Linked DNA regions of Homo sapiens: region 2 is linked to region 1. A link is an interaction called in ENCODE POLR2A ChIA-PET data of the cell type or tissue named here. Cell type or tissue: IMR-90. All regions are shown on one strand. Each heading gives the region's core, and the rest is flanking DNA. Links, peaks and the distances in the headings are about the cores only. Region 1 overlaps LINC02456 (long intergenic non-protein coding RNA 2456). Region 2 has its middle 16 kb from the start of DRAM1-AS1.

What was found. Peaks named below come from ENCODE experiments on the same cell type or tissue, not always from the same donor. Only the 100,000 strongest peaks of a DNase experiment are listed, where the experiment ranks them.
Region 2: POLR2A ChIA-PET joins it to region 1 with 6 read pairs; 2 of 35 experiments call an interaction of 5 or more read pairs at or near these places.

The regions. Positions count from the first base shown.
Region 1 is chr12:102,519,843-102,529,664 of GRCh38, reverse strand. The region is part of intron 11 of LINC02456 (long intergenic non-protein coding RNA 2456); the gene reads right to left. Among named protein-coding and RNA genes, the nearest start is that of IGF1, 44 kb to the right of the region's middle. In IMR-90, for the core only: no CTCF peak of the experiment used is centred there; a DNase peak (open chromatin) is centred at 2,174.
Region 2 is chr12:101,942,339-101,953,148 of GRCh38, reverse strand. No RefSeq gene overlaps it. Among named protein-coding and RNA genes, the nearest start is that of DRAM1-AS1, 16 kb to the left of the region's middle. RefSeq lists enhancers at 1,708-1,817, 3,143-3,262. In IMR-90, for the core only: no CTCF peak of the experiment used is centred there; no DNase peak of the experiment used is centred there.

The sequences.
Region 1 (9,822 bases), core at 1-4,000:
AGAATAACATGTGGAAAAGATCCAGAAGTATGAGGTGGCAGGGAATGTGCAAGCTGAAAGCACCTTGGTATTGCTAGAACCTCAAATCAAGGAGGAGAATGCCAAGAGATGAGTCTGACAGGTGGATGGGTGGTAGTCAAATCAGAGCCCCAGCATGCTGAGGTGTTCAAACTTTGTCTGTGGATTGTTGGGGAAATGCTTCAGCCATCCCCCATTATCCTTATGGGGCCGAAGTCCATGACACATTCCTTGCATGGTACCTAGTCAAGGGTCACATAACAATAACTGACTCCTCCTTCTTTGTCAAAATATAAGCTCACAGCTCTTCCATCTGGCATTTAAAAACCTACATAAATGAGTCCTGCCTATCCCACTGCCTAGCAACACGAATCCCTGGTCATAATGGCAAAGGTCTACTTTACTGTCAGTGGAATGTGCTTTGTCAGTCCTATTTTTCAACCTTTGCAATCTTTGATGCATTCATATTTCCCAGGTTCAGGAGAACCTCTTTTTTCCAAGTCTCATGTTTCCATATGGAGGTTCCTCCATTAGTTAATATTCCTGGCCTCTCTTGGTACCTCCAGTCATTTTCTCCTTGGGGTAAACAATGACTAACCTGACTGGTGTTTGGAGGAAAGAACATAATGTTGAGGGCTCAGCCACTTTTGAGTAGTTTTCTTTTGTGATCTGTCCATCACTGCTGACAAAAAACATTTTTACCTTCTCTCTGCCAGGATGTGGATCTCCAGGATCTGGATCTAGATCTGGATCTCCCTGTGGGAGAGACATTTAACTGCCTGTATTAAGACTAAGTTTACCTGCAAATGACAGAATACCCTAAATAACTAGGGTTTAAGTCAGATAGAAAATTATACTTTTTTAATGTAAGTGATATACAGAGGTAAAGCCATTCTGGATTACTATGATACTTCATGGCCATCAGAAAACCCCGAGCCTTTTGTCTTGTTCCATCATTGTCAGCATGTGGGTAGAACTCCAAAATAGCTTCCTGAGTTCCAGCCATCACATCCACCTTCCAGTTAGCAGGAAGAAGGAAGGAGATGAAGATGGACTTCCCTTTCAGGGCACTTCCAAATAGTTACACACACCACTTAAATCCTATTGGCCGGAATTTGGTCATATGGCCATCTAGCTGCAAAGGAGAGTGGGAAATATGTTTTGTTTTTGTTTTTGTTTTTTCCTGAGGGAACATGTGCCCCACCAAAGCCTGGGAACTCTATTACTAAGGAAAAAGGAGATATGGGATGGGGGGGTGGTGGTGCAAAACTAACAGTCACAACTATCTAATTCTTGAGGGAAATCTTAACAAATCCTCTTAGCCATGGTTGAGAAACCACATTCTCAACAGTTACTCAGTCATCAAGGAGAAATTTGGACCTCTCATTTGGCCTTCCCCCATGTGAGTCTCTCAATTGTTTCAAACTCTTAAATAGAAGAAGGAATTTATTTATTGAAGTCCAAAACCTTCAATGTATCACAACAAATCAGCAGAGACAGTAATCTTAATATATCTGTCTCAATTTTGTTCTGGAAACGAGGTACCAATACATCAAGGAAACGCATGCCATCTCCCCTATCCCAATAAAAACACTGGAAATAATTACAAATAATACAAGTATGAAAATATGACCATTTTGCTATATAAGATAAGCAACTTGTGAGAATAGCATATAACAATACTGACAGATTGCTCTGGAGAGAGACAAATGGAGAAACATGGTCTTATTCCTACCCATCAATTCTAAAGTGAAAGAAAGATGCTAGCCATGTATTCCCAAAGTGCAAAGGGTTGATACATGAAAACTTACTTAAGTGTGTTATAATTTTTTTATTAAGGTGAGGCCAGAGTCCATTTAATACTAAATTACCATGATTTTTTTTTTACCGGCAGAATTGTATCCATTTCATCTTAGACCAACAAAGCTATCCATCATTTTTGTTTAAGGGCACTCATTATTCAGGAGAGAGCATCACTGCTGACAAAACACATTTAAATAAGCAAGATTACTTCTCTTATTCACAGAATGATTCATTTCACGTCACACACACTTCATTTTTGACTCATAAAGTACGTCGCAACAGGCTTTGTAAGACTTATAATTATTGAGGCTATTTTTGGGCCGCTATTCACTGCCTTTTCCTAGCCTCTTTGCATTAATAACCAGTTTTTTCCTCTTCATTATTTAGTATCCGACCAAATAGGACTCGTGTCAGCCAATCGGCATCTTGGGTGATGACTCATTTGCATTCAAAAGCTTAAAAATATTGGGTCCTTATCAACAAAAATTAAGCTTGCTGCTATGGAGGAAGCACTGAGCTGGATCAGGGAATACAGTGGAAAGTAAGACGTGGTTTCTGCTCCAGCCCTTTCTTGCTGAAAATTTAAGTGTTAGGTTACATAGCCACTAAGATCCTTTCCAGCACTGAGACTTGTATTTTAACACAAAATAGTGATTGCCATGGGCCTTCCTGCTTACAGACTGTCTTCATTTGCATTTAGCTCATTTGAACCATGCAGCAACCTCAAGAGAGAGGCATCTCCGCTGTTGGCCCAATTAAACACACCAGAAAACTGAGGCACAAGTTAAAAATAAATAAATAAATAAATAGCCCCTACATAACTTTGACTTTCAACATCAAAATTTTTCTTAAAAATCCCACTCCATATATTTCACAATTCTGGAATTCTTCCAAAAGATCTGGATAAGAGTGTGCAGTGCTTTCAAAGAGTGGTGCCTTGAATTGCCTACATCAAAATCATCTGGGGTGCTTGTTAAACATGCAGACTCCTGGGTCCCATCCCAGAGTGACTGAGTCAGAATCCAGCGTGGGGCCCAGAAAAGTAACAGTTTAACAGGTGATCTCCAGCTTACTCAAGTTTGAGCTTCACAAAAGTAGCCCCCCCACAGGGAGAAAAAGAAGGGTAAGATATTCCAGGCAGGAAGAAGTGAGCAAGCTGAACTTTCCCATGGACATTCATGGGAAACCCAAACTCAGCAACAGGCAAACATTATCCATCGCATCAATTTCTAGATGATGTCACAGACGAACCATCGAGTTGAACATTTTAAAGGGAGAAGGGGGGCTGACACCTTCAACAGCTTCAGTCAGGTGCTGACTGCACAGCTGGAAGGTGGAGTCTGCCTCTCCTGAAACCAGGGACGCTAAATTTAATCCCAGACACAATCTGCTGCCAGCTGCAAAGGTGTTTTGTTTTTGTTTTTGTTTTTGTCTTTTTGAGACGGAGTCTCGCTGTCTCCCAGGCTGGAGTGCAGTGGCGCAATCTCGGCTCACTGCCAGCTCTGCCCCCTGGGTTCACGCCATTCTCCTGCCTCAGCCTCCCGAGTAGCTCAGACTACAGGTGCCCGCCACCACACCTGGCTAATTTTTTTTTTTTTTTTTTTTTTAGTAGAGACGGGGTTTCACCGTGTTCGCCAGGATGGTCTCGATCTCCTGACCTGGTGATCCACCCGCCTCAGCCTCCCAAAGTGCTGGGATTACAGGCGTGAGATACCACGCCCAGCCAGAGCCAGTAGATTTATGTCTTGCCATAGATCCTTTCAGGTAACACACAAAGACGTAATGGCTGCCTTTCCATCTAATTTCATATTTCAAAGTAGAACTATATGGTTCTAGCTAAGGCAGAGGGCTGGGGTCACCAGTACAAACAAGAGTAAGAGGGCTGTGCTCACCCAAGCGAAGGCCTAGGGGAGCCCCTGTGCTCCCTACGGAAGTGTTCTCCACGGCTGTTAATTCACCCAAGCAACTTTCTATCCTTTCCATCTCAGGGTTTCAAGTTCTTCTGCCATAAAACGAAGGTGTTGATTCTGCTCATTGTTTCCCAGAGTGGCATGAAACTGGTTCCATGAGAGGCTGTGCACTTAGAGAGCTCTGCGGTCCAGTAGGAAATGCTGTTTCCTCTACCCTCCTCTTAGACTCTCACAATGAAAGTTTATGTATTAAAGGGTTTGGAAAGTCCTGCAGTGAAGATAACTGCTTAAACTTAACATAGCATATCCCAAATATAATTTGACTAGAGAAGCTTCCCCACAACTTTTGTGTAGACATTGAGCTACATACTGACGGGAGCCATAGAAGAATGCAAGCAGGAACGCTAGCAACTTCCAGCCACAAACCCTTCAAATCCACATACATGCATGCTTCTTCTCTCCTCTCTGGCTACAATAGCAGAAGTGCCCTTTGTCCTGGATTCCATTCCCTCCTGCCTTTTCAGTAACTTTACACTATTCATTTCCACTTCTTTCCTGTATTTTCCAAACTCTTCTTCCACCCTCACAAACCATTTAAACATAGCCATGTGTCTCTTCCTAAAGAAAAACTCTCCCTGATCCTCACTTCTCCCCCAGCTATCCTCCTCCCTTTTCTTTCCTCCACAGCCAGACCTTCCCAAGAGAAATCAACTCTATGTCCCTTGTCTTTCCCCATGCATTCATCCAGCTTCTCCAACCTGGCTTGTGACCTCAACACTCAAATGGTTCTTGCTGGAGTCACCAATGGCCTCCATGTCACTAAATCCAAAGGACAATCTTTTGGTCCTTACCCTCCATCTCCTCTCCACAACATATAACACTGCTGATCAAGCCTTCCCTCTCAAAATGCTCCCTTCCCATGGCTTAAGGAATACAACCCTCTCCTGGAACTCCCTCCCACCCCTTTTAATTCTACTCCTCTGGCCTCTCCTTCCAAGATTCATGGCTGTTTATCCAACCTGCAACCTCTAAGTGTCAGAGTCCCTCAAGGTGAGTTTTCAGCATGCTCATTACCATCTCCAGTCCAATATTCTCTCATGAAGACCACGCTTTTATCTCCATCTGCCCATTTGACAGTTCTACTTGAATATCTCGGACAGGCCTCAAACTCAATATATTCAGAATGTGATCTTCCTTTTACAATCTGATCGTTCTCCAGTGTTCTTAAAGTTAACAAACCAGAAACCCATGCTTCATTTTTAATATCTTCCTTTCCTCATCTCTCATATTGACTCCAGCACTGGGTTCTAACTAGTTTAGCTTCCAAGCAGCACTCAAATACATCCATTTCTCTCCATTTCTACTTTCACCACCATAGCTGAAACTGACTCAGTTATCACCTGCTCTACTGCAATATCCGGGCCCTGTTTCCCCTACTAGTCTGCTCCTATTTTTTCTCCAGACTTCAACTAGAATTATCCTTTATTTAAAATCTGTTTAAGTAATTTTAAGATAAAAACAGAAATCCCTAACACGGTCTACAAGATCTTGCCCCATCTGGTCCCTGTCCTCCTCCCAGCTGTTCCTCTATCCACATAGCCTCTTACTCTTGGTACTGTGTGGGCAGAGATGAGGAATGGTGATGAACATTTTGCAAGGCACAGGACATCCCCCACAACAGGTATTTATCCAGCCCCAAATGTGAATAATGCCAAGGTTGAAAATCCAGGTTTGAGCTGATATCTTCCCCCTAATGGTTGACTTAAAATTCCAGGCTTAAGCCAATCAAGATATTCACCTGACCACTATTTAAGACCATCAAAGTATTCACCTGACCACTATTTAAGACAATCAAGGTATTCACCTGACCACTATTACTGGTCTAGAAGTGAACACATTTCCTAAATTGCCTTAATCTGATTGAAATGATGGACTTCTCATCACATGGCTGGAAAACAGGTGTGCTCTCTCTCTCTCTCTCTCTCTCTCTCTCACTCTCACTCTCACTCTCACTCTCCCCCTCCCTCCCTCCCTCCTTCCCTCTCTCCCTCCCTCCTTCCCTCTCTCCCTCCCTCCCCCTCCTTCCCCCTCTCCCTCTCCCTCTCCCCCTTCTCTCTCTCTCTCTCTCTCCTCTCTGTCTCTTTCCGACCCCAACATGGGTTAGAAACAAGAAAGCACACCACCCCCACCTGCTACTGACAGACAGCTTAGAAAACAGCCTAAGAACGCAGCTCACACACCAAGAATGGTCGAGTAGAGAAATAGAGAAAAACTAAACTTTATGGCATTGTTGAGCTACTGGATCATCCAGACCTGAAGTCTGCCTTACTGCTGAACTTCTTACTATATGAGATAAATAAATGTCCTAGTTGTATAAGTTAGTATAAATCATGTTCTTTGTTACTGGAGATACCTTGTGCTAATTGGCTTAAGCCTGGAATTTTAAAGTAACCATTAGTAAGGAGGAAGATGTCATTAGCTTAGACCTGGATTTTCAACCTTGGCACTATTGACATTTGGGGCTGGATCAACTTGATCTATATAGTTCCTTTCCGTCCTTATATTCAATGATTTTATGATTCTAGATATGGCTAAGACCCTTCCAGCCCCACATATATTCAGTGGAAAAGTAAGGAGAAGGCAGGGAAGATGACATTTTAACCAAATTAAAGAATACATACTTCTTTTCTTGCTTACCAGTTGGGCCGCTCCACATTTTCTATTCTTCTCAGATCTATCAGGACACGATGTTAGGCAGACAATTTATTTTACTAAGATAATGACAGGTGTGTCTGTGACCCCATCAACCTTGCCTTCTGCCTGTTCCCATGGTTCCAATCCCAAACAGCTGTTCCTTCCCGCCTCTGATGACCTGAACACTTAGGAGCCATCTATGCACCATGCAACCTTGTCCATCAGAGCCCCAGCCATGGGAACAGAGACAAGAGTCCACGAGGCAGCTGCTGCTGTCACTTGCCATGACCGCTAGGGCCTGTCTTTAGGACAAACTAGCCTATGCTGCTGAGTTCTGTGTTAGGACAGCATTTGAACCAGACTAGTGATAGCTAGGATTACTGAGTGCTTGTCATAACCAGCACCTAGCCTTGTATCTTATCCCACTGAGTCCTCCGGCCACCCTCAATGCAAGCACTATTATTAACCCTATGTTTTAGATGAGGTAATAGGCCACAGGACGGTTAAGTAATTAGCCCAAGTCCACACAGCTGGTAAATAAAGCCCTTTTTCCTGGCTCGTAGAGAATAAAGGTAGAGTGAATGAAGTCCCTGTGACTTATTTTGTTGTAATTAAATCGATCTTTTCAAAACACTTCAATTAAAAAACAATAGATATGGAAGATAAGTTAACCAAACAGTGCAGAGAATGATCAACTGAAAAGCGAAGTCTCCCTCACTTAGTCGTCACTTTGTAGTTGCCCTGTCCAGCTGTAAGGGGATAAGAATTGCAAAAAGTTTCTGGAAGATTTTTGCAGAAATTCTCTTTGGATGTGCAAAGAAGCAGTTCCTCCCTTTAAACCATCTGTTCCTACCGCCTTTTAAGGCACTAGTCTCAACACAAATTATCCTGTACCTTTCTCCAGCGTCTTTCTTGCCTTCCCCACCTCTTTGCCCCTTCCCAGAGGGCAGGAACTGCCTGTCGCCACCTCCCCCACAGTCATCTGGAGTACAATCAGGGGAGGAGAGCTCAGTAACCACCATCTCTTGAGGAGAGAAAGAAATAAAGACAAAAAAAAAAAAAAAAAAAAAACCTGAAAAGCAGTTTTCCTGAATAGCAGTATTTCCTGTGGCCCTATTGGGCAGCTGTTTCTTTCTCATGTTTGAGTTGTCACTGTAATTTCACAGGCTCTGACTTGTTGCCTAAATGTCAGGGTGAACCCTCAGTTGGACAGTTAAACAAACACATAAGGTCACTGGCAAAGAGAGACATTCCCAGGGATCTGTGTTCTGGAGTCCCCCAAGTGAAGATGGGCCCTCATGTTAATTTGGGGTCCACTCTGCTCTGCCTTCACCACAAACTGTTTAATTTGTTTTGTTGTTCTTTAAGTTAAAGGGCAGCTGTCTCGGAAAGCCCCTAAGAAATAACCTTTCAAACAGGGCCTTCCAAATGCATGAGCTCTTCCAAATGCATGTTGTATTTGAAGTGGTGCACAATCCCACTCACTACTAATCTCAGCACACTTTCCATATCTCCATAGCATTTCTCAATAGCAGCAGCTTAAGAATAGGGAGTAACAAAGATCTATTCCTCATAAAACCAGTGGAAATTGGGCAGTGGGTATTGGATCTCTTGAGGGCCCAATGAATGCTATTCACATCTCAGAAAGATGGAAAGCTGTGGCTCAGGTAAATGAAATGGGAGTTCCATGCCCACACCTGGAGGATTCCATGATCACTGGCTCATGCTACTTTCAGAAGTGTCCTAGTTTAGCAAGAAGAGTTGCGACCCTTTGGTGCACAATAAAAATAAACTAAGATACCTCATGATTACATACTTGCCATCAGTACATAAAGCACTCTTCAATTTTGGACCAGGTAACTAAGGCCTCTCCTTCCAAGATAAGGTATAAAATATGAAGATCTATTCTTGTTTTAATTTCTATTTTTTTTTTTTTGAGACAGGTTTTCACTCTGTCGCCCAGGCTGGAGCGCAGTGGCATGATCATGGCTCACTGCAGCCTTGACCTCCAGAACTCAGGTGATCCTCCCACCTCAGCCTCCCAGGTAGCTGAGACTACAGGCAGGTGACACCATGCCCAGCTAATTTTTTGTGTTTTAATAGAAACAGGGTTTCACCATGTTGCCCAGGCTGGTCTTGAACTCGTGGGCTCAAGCAATCCATCCACCTCAGCCTCTCAAAGTGTTGAGATGACAGGCATGAGCCACCATGCCCAGCCCTAATCTTGTTTTAGACACTTCCGTTTCTCTTTCAATGTCCATCACCTCCACTTTGATGCCTTCTACCTCCTTAGTCATACTCCACTCATCAGCTACCACTACCACCACTGAACAAGACATCTGGTACTCCCTAGTTGCACCACACCTGGACTGATATCTCAAATTCCATCTTGTATGCAATCCTAGAGCATAACTTTATAATTTTAGGAAGTCTTCGTTGATTCATAGTGCTTTCCTGGTGGGTCTTATCTAAGTTCAGAAGGAAAACTTAATGTTTCTCTCATGGGTACATAACAGGGGAGTTGGGTATCTGGATTGTTGTAGAATTGCAACCCTAGCAAATCCCTTCTCTCTAAAACTGACCTGATGTTTAGCATCTCTCAGAAACTGTAGCAGGTTCATGCTATACATATTTACTGAGCACCTACTATGTGGCCAACTCGATGGTTGGCACTTGAGATATATTCATGAATGATACAAAGAACCTCTGCCCTTGTGCAGCTGGCATTCACAGGCAGTAAAGAAGGGGATAGGAATGAAGGTGGAGACAGAGTAAATAATAAACATGATATGAGAAATACTATTAAAAAAAACAAAAAAAAAGGAGGAAAAGAGTAAATCAGGGTAAAAGTGATTAGAAGGGATGAGGGCTCAGATTGCTGTTTAAAATAGTTTAGGGAGGTATCAATAAGAAAGTGCCCAAATAGGTGGCACAGGCTCTTTAACATAGGTGCTCCTTGAATGCCTGCAAGAGGAAGGTGGCAAGTACAGCTGAAGAGGAATAAAATTGGGGCAAGAGGGAGGTAATAGGACAGTGACAGTTGGGGAAAGCAGATACTGAAGGAGCTTTTATTCTAAGGAAAATGAGGAGCCATAGAGATACATGTTGCTTTTTTGCCTGCCCAGCATCTTTGGTTACACTTCCCTAATTTTCCCACCCCTCCCCTGCTTTCAGTCAGATGGGTTAGGTGGGACCGATCAAATGTCACAATTTGGGTTCACACACTCAGGTATGGCAAATCAGTATCCTGGTCATTTGATCCATATTGAGCCTAAAGTAGACATTTGACCCACATTAAGCCTAAAATTCAATACCAGGATTTTCACTGAACTGAAAAAAAAGCGGGGCATGGGGGAGTGGGGTGTGATCTTTCTTCCTAGGTTGCCAAGTTGATGGA
Region 2 (10,810 bases), core at 1-4,000, 580 kb after region 1:
TTGTGTGGCTGAAGCATCCAGTGGAAGGAATACCATGCTTTTATTTCACACAAAGACACTACCACCCACCAAGCCTAGAGAAGCCCATTTTTTTCTAATTCATCTGCCCAGAGGCTTTCCTTTTTATAATTGCTGTAATTTGTATGTGCTAACAGGTGCTCCAACTTCCTTCAAAGCTTTCTGAACTTGATGGTTCTGAGGGCAAGTGGGGGATCCAACTATTAATAATTTGAAGCATCCACCCTTCACTTGAAAATGGCATCTTCTTCAAGGCCTCAGACTTACTTTGGACTCTGGTCTTCTACCAGGGGGTAACCAGGGAGCTTTCAAAAATGATGGGCTCTGTTCATTTAGGGATTTAAAAAAAATTATTATTAAACTTTTTATTGTCACATCACTGTAAATTCATTTGCAGTTGTAAGAAGTAATACAGTGAGATCCCATGCATACTTTACCCAAGATTTATTTTATTTATTTATTTATTTATTTATTCATTTATTTTTTGAGACAGAGTCTCGCTCTGTTGCCCAGGCTGGGGTGCAGTGGCATGATCTCAGCTCAGTGCAACCTCTGCCTCCCGGGTTCAGGCGATTCTCCTGCCTCAGTCTCCTGAGTAGCTGGGACCACAGGTGCATGCCACCACGCTCAGCTAATTTTTTGTATTTTCAGTACAGACAGGGTTTCACCGTATTAGCCAGGATGGTCTTGATCTCCTGACCTCGTGATCTGCCCATCTTGGCTTCCCAAAGTGCTGGGATTACAGACTTGAGCCACCGCGACTAGCCCAAGGTTTATTTTTGCAAACCAACATTTGTTGAGCATTTTTCTGTACCAGACATTAGGAAAACAAAAATGTTTTAGATGAAACCCTGGCCCCTTAGGACCTTCATTCTCATGATGAAGACAGACACAGAAGGTTTTTTGATGAAGTTCATCATGCAAAGTGCCCAGAGTGAAGTGAACATCTCAGAGAAAGAGTCCTGCGCAGTGTCTTAGGGGATGAGCAGAAGTTTTCCAAGAGCAGTGGATGTTGGAAGGGCAGTCTGGGCAGAGAAAACAGCATGGGCCAAGGCTCAGAAGTAGGAAGTAACATGGCACCGGTGTGCTGGGGGCCATTCAAGAAATTCAGCATGAATTGGAGCAAAACATTCAAGGATCGGAGTTCAGAGGCATCCTGAGAACAACAAGGGAATGTTGTGCGATCCTGACCTCCTATGTTCTATGCCGGGGAAATGATAAGCAGATGGGAATTATGCTCCCAAACATGACTAGAGAATGACTCTCAGAGAAGCAGAAGAGAATCTCATTCAGATCTGAAGAGCCTGCAGAGACCTCACTGCAACCACTGGGATAATAGGGCCCAACTTCCTTCTGTGACCTTCACCCAAAGCCAAGGACAGGAAGTCTAGCTCACATCTTTCCAGCAAGGCAGAAAATTCTTCTCCTGTATAAGGGCAGCAATTGGAACAAAACAGAGTGCACCCTCTACCAATCTGGGCTGCTAAGCCCAGCTGTCCTTGGCTCTCATGTGGTGTGAAGAGTGCCCTGAAGTCCTTCAAGGGCCCATTGAAAGATAAAGAAAGTAGATGGTGTGCTGGCAAGCTCAGCAGAGGGTTACCAAAGTGGGAGCTTGCGGGCAGACCACCTGGGCTGGTGATCGAATGGGAATCCCCACACCTTTAAAGAAATACACAATCTCAGAGAGCTGAGATGATGCAAGTTAACCAGGAGGCCCCCAAACCCTGGCTGAGCTGAGAGACAGCAGACCAAGAGTATTACTGTAGCCACAGATGTTTGCAGAAGGTGCCGGTAGAGTGAGGAGTGACAGGGTAGACAGGGAAATCATTTCTTCAAAACGGGTGAAGATCTGGCATGAGACCAACACAAAGATTGGAGTTCCACCCACCCACCACCACAGCGACACAATCAGCAAACCCTAACAAGCCACTTGGAGCAGAAGACAGAGGGGACACTGAAATACTTAAATCTAAGTTTCCTTGTTACTCAGCAGGGTGGAGCTTATAGGAGGATTAGGTAATTTGTAGAAAGATAAGAAGTTTCATTTTCTTTGAATAAATGAGCATTTTGTGTATAAATGATCAATCTTCTGTACATTTTAAGAAATCCCTGGCGAGGTTTTGAAAGAAACAAGTCCACTTTAATTCAGAATAAGGGTTCTATGCTGGTTAATGACTTCTGAATGATGCCATACTCCCTGCCAGTGTTAAAATATTCTCTAGAATAAGCCTGTCCAACCCGCGGCCCATGGGCTGCATGCGGCCCAGGATGGCTTTGAATGCGGCCCAACACAAATTTGTAAACTTTCCTAAAACATTATGAGATTTTTTTTTTTTTTAGCTCATCAGCTATCGTTAGTGTTAGTATATTTTATGTGTGGCCCAAGACTACACATAAAAAAATTGGTGGCCCAAGACCACCAATTCTTCTTCTTCCAATGTGACCCAGGGAAGACAAAAGATTGGACACCCCTGCTCTGTAATATTCAGTAGAAAAAGAGATGAGCTCCTTTTTTTTTTTTAACCTGTCCTGAGGTCCAAAGAAGTGACAGCTCCTGGTACATCTCCAGAAAACGGGAATGTGACCTACTACTTTACAAGAGGACGAGAGTAGACCTTGTATCTGTGAACTGGTTTATTTCAGGACAACCTGATTTTGTAGTATACCACCTTGAAGTTGAAAGGGAGAGAGAGAGAAAATGGTGTGGGATAAAGAAGGAAGCAGTGTCCTTTACAGACAGGACTTAGAATTTGGTGGCTTATGAGTCACTGATGGTCATATTCTTAGGTGTGTTTTTTAAAGTAAAAAATACATTTTCTTAGTGAGGTTAGCTGTGTTAACAAAACCCCTCCAAATCTCAACAACTCAGAACAAACATTTTTTTCTCGCTCTCTGTATTTCTGTCTCATTCCAGGAACCAGGCTAAGAGAGTAACTCCTTCATGAGACGTACCTGGGAAAGAGCAAGAAAACTGGCCAAAACTCACAATGCATCTTAAACACCCAACATAGCAGACACCATATTTACTCACATTTCATTGGCCAAAGTGTGTCACGTGGCCAAGCCCAAGTCCAGTGAGATGGAGACATAAAATTCCCCCACAAGAAGGATAGTAAACCACCTGCTGATGGACAGGGATGAGTAATACTCTTTTTTTTTTTTCTTGAGACAGAGTCTCACTCTGTCACCCAGGCTGGAGTGCAGTGGCGCAATCTCAGCTCAGTGCAATTGCTGCCTCCCGGGTTCAAGCAATTCTCCTGTCTCAGCCTCTTGAGTAGCTGGGATTACGGGCATGCACCATCATGCCTGGCTAATTTTTGTACTTTTAGTAGAGATGGGGTTTTACCATGTTGGCCAGGCTGGTCTCGAACTCCTGACCTCAAGTGATCTACCTGCCTCGGCCTTCCAAACTGCTGGGATTACAGGCGTAAGCCACCACGCTCAGCTGAGTAATACTCTTATAGGGACGGGCTAGGGAGAAATTGAAAAAATATATATATCATTTACCCATGATAATACAAACTCATTATCAAAAATTCAGAAAATACGGAGAAGAAAAAAGTAATAATTACCTGTAACCCACTGTTAAAATTTTGATATATTTCCTTTCAGTATATATGTGTGTATGTGTTTGCAAATACAAATGCAAATTTGGGATTATACAACATATACAAGTATGCATCTGCTTCATAGGCTGCTCATTTACAAAGAGTTTTATTATTGAATTCTTTCTCACATAATTATTTTCTAAAAACATCATTTCAGTCCCTCCATAATTTTTGTATTACTTTAGACAAAGTAGGTTATGTAGCAATAACAAAAATTCTCTATGTGACTTAATACAGCAAAGGTTTGTTTCTGATTCAAGCCTCATGTCTGGTGCAGGACAGCATTTTGATCACTTTGAAACAGAGCCCGACTGAGCAGCTGCTATTTCAAATGTATCTGATCATCGAGCAAGAGGAAAGGAGAATATAGAAAAGTATACATATTTTATTAGCCAAAGCAAGTTACATGGTGTGAAATAAATATATATATTTAATTTTAATTTTTTTCTTTTTTTTTTGATACAGAGTCTTTCTCTGTCGCCCAGGCTAGAGTGCAGTGGTGCAATCTTGGCTCACTGCAACCTTCACTTCCCAGGTTAAAATAATTCTCATGCCTCAGCCTCCCAAGTAGCTGGGATCACAGGCATGCACACACACCCAGCTAATTTTTGTATTTTTAGTAGAGACAGGGTTTCACCATGTTGGCCAGGCTGCTCTCAAACTCCTGGCCTCAAGTGATCTGCCAAGTGCTGGGATTACAGGCGTCAGCCCAGCCAATGTGTGTGTGTGTGTGTGTGTGTGTGTGTGTGTGTGTGTGTGTATAATGGCTACAATATTTTGCGGATCCTCCAATCAAGAGATTGAGTCTATTTCTCCACTTGTTGACTCTGGGCTTGGCCATGTGACTTACTTTGGCTGATGGGACATTAGCAAATGTAACATGCGCAGAAGCTTGACACATGCTTGTGCATTGGGGCTTTTCTCTCTTCATGCTTTTAGAATAGCCTAAGATTGACCTAGGGGATGAAAGACCACATGGAGAGAGAGGATGAGCCATCCCAGCTGTCCCATACATGCAACCAGTTCCAGCTGAGCCAGCTCAGACCAAAAGATTCATCCAGCCAGTCCATGAATTTTGACAGTGTCTTAAGCCACTGAATTTTGGGGTGGTTTGTTATGCGGCAAGAGCTGGCTTATACATGTGTTTATTTCTAACTTAATCTGGGAGGAAGCCATAATAGTTTTGAAGGACCTTAACGTCTACCTCAATATTAAATTTTATGGATGTGCCATCATTTATTTAACCATTTTTCATTATTCAAATCATACTTTTAACATCACATTTATTAGAACTATAAATAATGCTCCCATAAACAGCTTTGTTTATAAATTTTTATCCAAGTTTCTGATTATTTCATAATAATAACAACTTCCACTAAATAATAGACTGGTGGAAAAAGAATTACTAGGTCGAAATTTAAGGCTGTTATTATTTATCAAATTATGTGCCAGAAGGATTGTACCAATTTATGTATCTAATGAAAGTGTGTAAGCATGACCATTTCTCCATACCCTCACTCACCATCATTGGCTGTGAGCTTTTAAAAATATCTTTGTTGCCCCTGAGACTGAAATATTATATATATATATATATATTTTTTTTTTTTTGAGATGAAGTCTCACTCTGTTGCTGGGGCTGGAGTGCAGTGGCAAGATCTCGGCTCACTGCAACCTCCATCTAATTTTTGTATTTTTAGTAGAGACAGGATTTCGCCATGTTGGCCAGGCTGATCTCGAACTCCTGACCTTAAATGATCGGCCTGCCTCGGCCTCCCAAAGTGCTGGGATTACAGGCGTGAGCCACTGTACCCAGGCATATATGTGTTAATCTAATGGAGAAAATTTTCTGATTTAAATATTAATATCCTTGCAAATTGAGATTGATTTTTTATATATTGTTAACAGTTAAGAATTTTTACACAACACTCATAGAGTGTATGGTGAGTATTTCTTTATTTTGCTATATCAAATTAAATCCAGTTTGAGTGTCCCACAGGACAAAATTGGCAGGAAGCTCAATAACAGATCTCTTTCCCAGTTTTCTTTGTCTCTCTTAGATGGTGGGGATCCTGGACCCTGCATGGCTGTGTAAAGGCAGGGAGCTCTGTTCTGCTGCCTCATCCCTCTAAGGGAGGCATAGGGAAAACTTTATAAAGGGGAAACTTCACCTGGGTTCCCACAGCACTGAAGGCAGTGTCCGGTTCTCACACTTCCACATGCCTTATATCTACCTTAAAGACACTGGAGTGGGTACAGGGCCCCTTCCTGCTCAAACCTTTAACCACCTGTTGCTTACCCACTGTCACCTCTGTCAGCACCACAGGAAGAAACCTCTAGTTCCCGTTACTTGGAAGAGTTATAATTTGGGAACACTTAAGTGTGGCATGCTAGGCTTGTTGCTGGTTGTAAAATTAAACAAATAGTCTGGGTCCGGTGGCTCACGCCTGTAATCCCAGCACTTTGGGAGGCCAAGGCGGGTGGATCACCTGAGGTCAGGAGTTCGAGACCAGCCTGGCCAACATGGTGAAACCCCGTGTCTACTAAAAAGACAAAAATAAATAAATAGCCGGGCATGGTGGTGGGTGCCTGTAATCTTGGCTACTTGGGAGGCTGAGAGGCAGGACAGTCGCTTGAACCCAGGAGGTGGAGGTTGCAGTGAGCCGAGATCATACCGTTGTACTCCAGCCTGGGCAACAAGAGTGAAACTCTGGCTCAAAGAAAAAAAAAAATTAAATAAGTAAGTATGGCATGCAGGGTGTGGGGAGGTTAAGGGAAACGAATGGCTGGGGTCACAGAAGGTTATGTGTATTCCAAAATGCTTTTCCCAGTGGAATGAGCAGATATTTCAGAAGACAAAAGTTTTAACTGTTGGAAGTGTGATATAAATGTCACAGGTCTAAGAAATCAGATATGGAATTATTGACCTATGAGCCATCCTATTTCCTTTGTAACCAAGAAAAAAAATCACATCATTTTTATTGAGCTAGACTATAAATACAAAGTCAGACTGAACAGCACTTCATGGACACACTTACTACCAAGGCCCTCTGTATTCACGCCTCCCATAGCCACTAATTTTTCATATCCTGCTCTTTGAAAAAGCTTCACTTACATAAAGTGCCACAGGATGTACCTTCTGCCAGCCAATGAATTGACTACTGGTCTCATCACTTGGGGTGACAGGACAGATGGAAAAACCCAGTCATAGTTGCTTGTATCCAAGGAACATAAAGTGCTGCTTTTAACTCTTCTTTCAAGGAAAGTAGCTGAGTGAAAAAGCCAAGTCCTCATGCAACCCACCACCAACTATCCAAACCTGCCTCTGTGTTAAGACAGTGCAGGGGCCAGTCTGCATCTAAGACAGAGGAAGAACTAGCCAGAAACCACCTGAAGGCTACTAATACCAAACACGTTACGAGACAACACGTGCCAGTGCAATCTGTGTGCATTATGCCTTCCCTAAAGGTATGTCAACAAAGGAAGGAAACAGAAACTATTCCCCATGCGGGCAACCTCCCCTCTGCCGCACGTGCAAGAGCTGGGGCAATGGATGCAAAAGAGGGCAGAGGAATGAGGGCCCCTAAGAAAGTAGAACAGATAAGGGCTCAGCTCTTGTACTTTGAATTTGTCAATGGATAAGAGAGGGGCTTTTAGAACTGTTTCACTCTTCCAGGTCTATGTGAGGTCCCGTGGATGTAGTTACTCCACCACAAAATCTCACATCTCCTTAAGATTCAGTTCAGCCCTGAAGTAATAATGCCTCTTTGGAAAGAACAGAAGAGCCCAGAAGCCTCTGGGTTCAAAAGGGCACGGTCTAAACTGACAGCCTGCTTGCCAGCCTCAGAGATAATAAAACTTCTCAGACTGGGAGAGAAATCCACTGTCAAGAATGTCTGCTGAGGAGAGCTCGCTCTGATTGCCGCCATCCCCATAAACAAAAACAGATGTGTGTGCTCACGAGTAAAGTAAACATTCAAGTTCAATATACGCTCCTCTCCGCCAATCCAGTTTGGCACCTCAATGCGAGCAAATAGTCTGTGAGGCAGAGTGGAACTTTTCTATAACATGGGCGGTGTCAAGTGACAGGGCTCACATCTGTGTATTAGGTTACTTGTTATATGAAAAAGCTATAGAATAGACTTTCTGTTTCCCAGGGAATGATTTGAGCTATGGTAAATCTATTGCAATGGAATAAATAGTTGATCCATATTAAAGAAACAAAAGAGCATCATGTTGAAGAACATGAGTTTAAATCCTGGTTCTACCACTTAGGGTTTGTGTGACCCTGGGCAAGTCATTTAACCCCAGTGTTTAACATCTGTAAAATGAGTTTTAGTAGTACTTATCTCTCATCTTGCGGTGGCAAGCATAATAAAATGTGAGCTCCTTCTAGGATTCTTCCATGGCACTAGAGGAAGTAGGATCTAAAAGTCTGAATATCTAAGCTTGTCTTTATTCATCCTTTCAACAAATATGTATTGAGTATCTACAGTGTGCCAGGTACAGAGACAGAGCAGTGACGACGACAGGTATAACTCAAAGGGACAGGATAGAAAAGGGATGAAACACGTCCCTGTTGTTTACTGTGGACTGTTCCTGGATGCAGCCATGTGGCATTTCTGCTTACATCCCACTGATCATAGTAGCAAGAGGGCTGGGTTAGCTGTTATTCTAGATGGCTTTGTGACTGGTTATAAATTAGAGCATTTTGGCTGGGCATGGTGGCTCACACTTGTAATCCCAGCAGTTTGGGAGGCCGAGGCGGGCAGATCACGAAGTCAGGAGTTCGAGACCAGCCTGGCCAACACGGTGAAACTCCGTCTCTACTAAAAAATATAAAAATTAGCTGGGCATGGTGGTGGGTGCCTGTAATCCCAGCTACTCGGGAGGCTGAGACAGGAGAATTGTTCGAACCCAGGAGGCAGAGGTTGCAGTGAGCCGAGATCACGCCATTGCACTCCAGCCTGGGCGACAGTGTGAGACTGTCGCAAAACAAAACAAAACAGAACAAAAATAAATTAGGGCATTTATTCATCACAGAGTCTACAGTCTTGTGATTTATCTGTCCCCTAAGATGTGGCCCTCCTATATCACTTGCCACCCTGAGCTTGGTGTTTCCCAAAGTTTTTTAAACATAAGAATCTCCTGGCACCCCTGTGAAAAGACAGATTCTGAGACCTCACCTTATCCTACTGAAAATTACAGGAGGATTCTGACTCCTTTTTCCTCACTGGCAAAACAGGGAGCAGAGCAAGCCCTATCACAATCTTGTATGTTTCAAGGGAAATAGCATATGCAAAGGAGCTTTGGAAACCATGAAGTTACTCTCTCGTGGCTGGTTTCCAGGCTCGCTCTGGAGGTTCAGAGGCAAAAGCCACTCTGAGGCTGTGGCCCATCACAGTGTCCTCCTCCCCCACACCACCTTCCCTTTTGGGGCTTTCTGGAGACACCAATCAGAAGCCACCCACCTCCATTTGAACCCAATGAACTGATGGTCCCAGGCTGGAACCTGCCTAAAGTTTACCACCAAGGTGGACACCTGAGTTGTGTTCTAGGAGTGCTGATTACAGAGCTTCAGGGGGTCAGGCAGCAGTCAAAACTGATGGTTTTCAAGGGATGGCCCTGCCTTCCCTTGGTACCTGCTGGAATGGAAAATGAACCCAAAGATTAGAGTGGGGAAATGTAGGGTCTTGGTAAGTTCTCATCACCCAGGCCCTGCCCCTTTCTCCAGCTACATCTCCCTCTACCCCTCCATATACCCATCTAGCCTCTGATTACTCCTCTCCTTCTTTCAGTAATAAAATCCTCTACTTTATAACCAGTCACAAAGCCACCTAGAATAACAACTACCCCCAGCCCTCTTGCTACTATGATCAGTGGGATGTAAGCAGAAATGTCACATGGCTGCATCCAGGAACAGTCCATAGTAAACAACTGGCATGTGTTTCATCCCTTTTCTATCCTGTCTCTTCTTTCATCCTGCTGCTTGGAATACTGATGAGATGGCTGAAGTTCTAGCATCTATTTTGGATGTTGGGGATGAAACTACACATTAGGAGTACTGGAATAGAGAAGGAGCCTGGAGCCCTGAGCACTGTGTGGAGTTGAGCTTCTAGTCTAGTTTTGGACTATCTAGTTTGGACTAACCTCTGGACTTCTACCTAAGAGAAATAAACTTCCATTTAATTTAAACCACTGTTGTTTTGGGTTCTGCTATCACAGCCAAAATGAATACTAACTAACAGAGTGCTCAGGAGCATGTATTCTGGAATTAGATTGGCCAGGTTCAGTCACTTATTACCTGGCAGCCTTACGCAATTTGCTTCCCTTCTTTGCCTCAATTGTAAAATCAAAATGCTCCAGCCTGGCCAACATGGTGAAACCCCATCTCTACCAAAAAAGCACAAAAATTAGGCAGGCATGGTGGCACACACCTACAGTCCCAGGTACTTGGGAGGCTGAGGTGAGCAGCTTGAACCTGGGAGATGGAGGTTGCAATGAGCCAAGATTGCGCCACTGCACTCCAGCCTGGAAGACAGAGTGAGACCCTGCTTCCCAAAAAAAAAAAAAAAAACCAAAATGCTAAAGACAGCATCTACTTCCTGGAATTGCTAAGAATGAGCTAAAACATGTAAAGCTTAAAACATGGAAAGCCCAGCACATAGTACGCACTCATTGAACATGAGCTATTATTGAAATCAGCTATTAAATACATAAAGAATAAAGATATACCCCTAAAGGAGCAAGACTGAAAGATATTCTCTATCATGCTGCATGCATGCACTTTTGCAAAGGGCTACATTTTTCTGTTAGTAAAGAAACACAGAAGGTGGGCTGGGCAGTGTGGCTCATACCTGTAATCTTATTGGGAGGCTGAGACAGGCGGATCACTTGAGGCCAGGAGTTCAAGACCAGCTTGGCCAACATGGTGAAACCCCATCTCTACTAAAAATACAAAACAATTAGCTGGGTGTGTTGGCACATTCCTGTAATCCAAGCTACTTGGGCAGCTGAAGCATGAGAATCATTTGAACCTGGGAGGCGGAGGTTGCAGTAAGCTAAGATCACACCACTGCACTCCAAGCTGGGTGACAAAGCAGGACTCTGTTTCAAAAAACAAAAAAAGAGTCATAGAATATAGAAGGTGCCCAAATTCCCAGTGGAAGAATTTTGTTTACTCATCC